2 separate regions of the Homo sapiens genome follow, and region 2 is linked to region 1. The links are chromatin contacts, found by Hi-C or POLR2A ChIA-PET in ENCODE. All regions are on one chromosome and are shown on one strand. The core of a region is the stretch at or near the end of the contact, and the rest is flanking DNA. Distances in the headings are between cores, read along the strand shown.

What was found. A loop is a pair of places that touch in the nucleus more often than their neighbours do. ChIA-PET counts read pairs that join two places held with the same protein, here RNA polymerase II (POLR2A). Pooled maps may share reads with other maps.
Region 2: a pooled map shows a loop between it and region 1 (2.2-fold over the local background). The contact joins the enhancer-like site here to the promoter of SLC25A26 in region 1. A Hi-C loop is called at or near these places in 2 of 50 pooled maps. POLR2A ChIA-PET finds 5 or more read pairs at or near these places in 2 of 52 experiments (OCI-LY7 and common myeloid progenitor, CD34-positive).

Annotation. Positions count from the first base shown.
Region 1 is chr3:66,219,714-66,222,413 of GRCh38, reverse strand. It overlaps SLC25A26 (solute carrier family 25 member 26), which reads right to left and starts at 1,413. Exons shown (of 10, transcript NM_001379210.1): 1 at 1,287-1,413. The coding sequence starts at 1,319. RefSeq lists enhancers at 790-1,289, 1,411-1,470, 1,641-1,800.
Region 2 is chr3:66,352,340-66,355,039 of GRCh38, reverse strand. All of the region lies in intron 6 of SLC25A26 (solute carrier family 25 member 26), which reads right to left. Among named protein-coding and RNA genes, the nearest start is that of SLC25A26, 130 kb to the right of the region's middle. Within about 2 kb of position 1,364, at least 3 of the 41 ENCODE cell types and tissues checked have a DNase peak (open chromatin) inside an H3K27ac peak, as active enhancers do.

The sequences.
Region 1 (2,700 bases), core at 164-2,663:
GGTCAGGAGATCGAGACCATCCTGGCTAACACGGTGAAACCCCGTCTCCACTAAAAACCCAAAAAATTAGCTGGGCGTAGTGGCGGGCACCTGCAGTCCCAGCTACTCGGGAGGCTGAGGCAGGAGAATGGCGTGAACCCGAGAGGTGGAGCCTGCAGTGAGCCGAGATGGCGCCACCACACTCCAGCCTGGGCGAAGAGTGAGACTCCTTCTCAAAAAAAAAAAAAAAAATCAGTAACATTATTTCTTTATATTTCTAAGACCTACCTTATACAAGTTTCAACAAATCTAGATTTAAAGCTATCATCCTACAAGTCTGGCTAAGACATCCCTACTTCCATATATTCCCCTAACACCCTGAACCTAGCCCACCTGTTATTTATCCCAACAGTCATTTTACTATTTTGTCTCTAACACCTGACCCTTAGGAGCAGGTCTATCTTGTTCACCATGTTATCCTCAACACCTGCAACACCAAAATTCGATAATTAAGTGACTAAATCACTGTGGGCCTCCATTTTCCCTATGAAAATCATTTTAAAAATTATTTGTCTGTCTCTGCCCATTCCACACAATGAAAACGTAGGCAGCCAAACTCTGTTTTGTTAACTGCTGTATCTAGTATCCTCTACCAGACGCTCCAAAATATTTGGTAAAGGACTTTTTTTTCTGTTAATTCATGTTGATTCTCGTAGTTTTCTGCTACGGAATTAAATACTAAGCCTGTTTATTGACTCCGCAGCGTTCCCGATGAGCTATGTGTGCTCACCAATATTTCTCCAAAGCCTAGGCTTGGAGCAGAAATAGCAGATTATGTATTGAATGAACAGAAGGACATGTCATTTTCTAAGACTGAAAAGAGATGCAGCAAAATGAGAAACGTAGTATTGAATAGAAGGGCTGGGAGCGATGTGAGTAAGGTTTTTGTTGTTGTGTTACATACATTTCTTTAATTCCCAAGATCTCTAGAGTAGTTACACTATTTAATGAAAGAGTAGTTAACAGTGTATAATAGAAGCTCTTTTTTAAGTAAATGAGGGTGCAAAAGACAATGACTCACCTTCCTTCCCCCACCTGGCTCTTATGACCTGGCAGTACAGACATAGCCTTAACACCTGGCCCGCCGGTGGCCTGGGAGCCTCGTGCTCCCTCTCAGACCTGGCTGCCAGTAACCCGAGGACAGTCCAGCCCGCAAAACCGGAAGAAAACCAGTGCAGAGAACGCCCGCGGGCTCCAATGCCGGACGCCGGCACTCTGAGCAACCCACCCCACCGCCCCGCACTCACCACCAGCGCTGCCACGAACCCCGGCCGGTCCATGGTCGCTCAGACCTCGTCAAGGCTACAATCCAAGCCGGAGCAGAAGCGGATCACGTCCTCGCGCGCTGGGCGCCGCCATGTTTGAGGCGGGTCTGTCTTGAACTTCCGGGACCACGTGACGTAGAACCACAACAACTGCACGTGCAACGCGAGACACCTGGGCCTAGGGGAGGGCCAGAGAGGAGGGGCGGGGCCTCGGGGAGTGTGGTGGAGCTAAGTCTCGGCAAATCCCTTACCTCGGTTTCCTGCAGCAGCGTTGTGTGCAGCTAGACGGAGGAACTTTCGCGAGCAAAAGATCCGTGGCCGAGATCCAGGAGAGAGCAGCGGTAGAATGAGGCCGGCGTGATTCTGAACTGTAAACCCAGAAGAGGCGTGGCTGTGGCGGAGGGAGGAGTCGTGAGGGGTAGTACTAACCTCGGGAGGCGCGATTCGGGATCCTAATCGGATATTTCATTTTGGTTTATCTCTTAGTTTTGTCAAAAAATTTTATCTGAGTTTATATTAAATTAACTCATTATCAGAAGATTATTAAATAAAGATATAGAAAAATACATCAGAAGTTTCCTGACCGGAGTTAAAAATTAGCATCCTCCATTTCTCTTTACAGAGTTACTGCATTTAAAATTATTTGTTTGTTCAGTTATTTACCTGCTCATGTTGTTCGCTGTTGTACTCATGTGTACACCTCAAAGCACACGTTATTAAGTACTTAATAACATTTCTTGGAGTGGACCTGTCTTTATTAAACAAACAAATACCTTGTAAACTTCTGTATATATTAAGGGCCAACTACATCTCAGACGTGGTGCTAAGTGATTGACAGACATTTTTTCATTTAATCCTTTCACCAACCCTATGATGTCAGCAACACTAGTGTCCTCATTTTACAGAGGCTCCTGATGCTCCAACAAGTAACCGACTCAATGTGGCTACAGAGAACACAGCAGAGCAAGCACTGAAAATATACTTAATGCCCTCATCATCTTTCCTCAAAACCGTTATAATAACCTGAGCAGGCTCCTTGCCTGGCCTTTCTTCAATCCCTATTCTATAACACTGCTAGAATTATTCTTATAATTATTCTTATTCTCTTCTAGGTAAAATGATCTAGAAATGATACGCAGAATAGCTTTAGGTGTTAGATGGAATTCAAATTCTATCACCTGCTGGGTTTGGGGATAAGTTTTCCAAGATTAAGTTTTCTCCCCTGTAAAGTGGCGATAATGATAGTCACTTTGTCATGCGGTACTATTATATTAATAGATTAAATGAGATAATGCACTCAAGTTCTTAGCCTAGTTCCTGGCTCATAGAAAGTACTCTCTAAAGGTGATGGTAATGTTATTTCCCTGCTTACAACTCCCCTCTGCTGCCAATGGAG
Region 2 (2,700 bases), core at 115-2,614, 130 kb before region 1:
GTGGTTCTTATTAGTTGTATTAGTCCATTTTCACATCGCTGATGAAGACATACTCAAGACTGGGCAATGTACAAAAGAAAGAGGTTTAATTGGACTTACAGTTTCATATGGCTGGGGAGGCCTCACAATTATGGCAGAAGGCAAGGAGGAGCAAGTCACATTTTATGTGGATGGCGGCAGGCAGAGAGAGACCTTGTGCAGGCAAACTCTTGTTTTTTAAAGCTATCAGATCTTGTGAGACTCATTCACTGTCATGAGAACAGTGCTGGAAAGATCTGCCCCCATAATTCAATCCCCTCCCACTGGGTTCCTCCCCGACACCAGATTCTCCCAGTCTCATGAAATGGTATAACTGCAGACCCTGAGCACTGAGCCTCTTCTAATTCTTGTTTATATTACTAAAAGTATCAGAGAAATTTGTTGTGGGTAGGGTGGTGGTAGACATTTTAACTACTATTAAAACAAGAATCAACAAGAAAAAATGCTATTTATTCTTGAACTTGAAAACATAGCTTTTATGTAGTACTGCACGTTTAAAATACTTATAAAACATAAAAGAGAGATCTAAGTAATTATTATATACATTGAACTATTGATATAAGTGAAGTGATAATGCATTGGTCCCTGATTTCTATGACAAAGCTATGATTTCATCTTAGAAAAGTATTAGCATAATGTTGCTGTCTTACAAAACCAAACTGATTTTATTTTCATTTTGCTTTAAATACTGCTTAGCTTAAAGATTACATCTCATCTAGCTATTGCTTTGTAACACCCTGTAGCTGTAAGCAAAACCACTCGGACCTGACAGTATTCTTAACAGTTCTCCACACTGCAATATAAACTGATGTCTCACACTAAGAAAATAGAAAAAAAAAAAAATGCATTCTCACAGGAAATTTTATCATATCCTTTCATAATATGCTTACTTTTGACTTAAAGCTTGATAAGAAAAGATCTGTATGGTTAAAAAGGGAAAACTCTTTATAGCTGTGAACATACCTTTAAAAGAATGTACAAATAAAACAGTTAACGTAGATACAGTTATCCAACTTTGCATTCAACTTGAAAAAGAATGCTAACCTTCAAACAATTAGCAAATAGTTACATAAACACCTGCTGTGTAAAAGACAGAACCATAAAGAATAAACAGAAGACATAGTTTCTTCCTCCAGTAAGCACCGTCCTGTGGGGAGTTAAACACAAGCACGTGGAAAATTCGGTTCTGGCTGAACTCATTAACTGTGAACTTATCTGTGCTCTCCAGGGTTGGTCTCTGAGAACTGACTCAAGTGAGCACAGTTTAATCCTTGCCCAAGCTCAGCAGATTCAACGGATACTGGGGAGAGGTGGTCTAAGAAATATGCTGGCCAGGCTTTCCTAAGCTACATGTCATCATTAAGGAATCAATGCAATTTACAGAAATGCCTTCAATGAGCTGACTAAATATGACCTCAACTTTTTATCAACTTTTGAGTATACGACAATACAAAAACGTTATGAAACACATCATGTGCGGTGTGCATAATTACATGTAACGTGATTAAGAATATCAAGTCTGGAGTTAGATCTGAACCTGAGTTCAAATCCTGGCTGTACTCCTTAGTACTCCCATGGCCTTGGGCAAGGCGTTCAAACTCTCCTTCCATTTTCACATCTACAGAACAAAGACCAGGCCAGCACCTACTTCACAGGACTGTCATGAAGATGAACAGGAGATGTGTGGGAAGTGTTACTACAGTGCCTGGCACACTGTAGCTTTGAAAAATGTTGGCTGTTCTTGCTTTTATTATGGTTGTTATCATCACTAAAAAATCACCTGGTAACCTGAGTCACCTGTCTGCTACGCAGCACACAGTAAAAGGTGCTCAGGCAACTAGGTGAAAGACAACCTTATTGAGCCCTGCTTCCCTGGTTTTAAGGTGGGGATAACAACAAGGCCCACCTCTCTGGGTTGTCTGTGGTGTGAAGAAGACAGTAACAAATGCATCGTGCTTAACCCAGAGCCTGGCACACAGTGTCTGCTCATCACACCACTGATGTCGTAAATAATTATTCCAATGATGTAAGTGCATAACTAAATAAACTAATTTATTAAAATACCAGTACGGAAATAAATAGGTGTTATGATTACAGAGGAGGGAGGAGGGGAAAGTCCTACTTTGGAGAGGGGTAGACCGGGAACGTCTCTCTGAGGTGACATGTGATCTAAGGCCTGAGTAATGGGGAAAGAGGAGACATGAGAGAGGTATGGGGAAGGGGGATGGAGAGAGGCCTAGGGAAAGAGCTGGAATGAATGCTCCATGGGGTCAGTTGTGTCAGTCCTCTTCATCACTGTATCCCCAGACCCTGGAAAATGCCTGGCACGTAATAGACACTCGGTAATGACATATACACTATTTATATATTTCAAAACATCATGCTGCACACCTTAAATATACAGATATTATTTGTCAATTTTCAAAAATATGAAAAAAATCAAAATTAAAAAAATTATCACACATAAAAAATGATGTATATAGAATGAAGGAAGAAAGAATATTTCTAGCAGGGAGATCTACAAATGTAAAGGCCTTGGTACATCTCAAAAAAAAAAACAAAAAACAAAAAACAAAAAACGAGGGGAGGCGCTAGGCAGCAGCACAGTCAGCGCAACGTGGCCGGGCACAGCGGGTGAGTGGCACGGGATAAGGCTGAGGC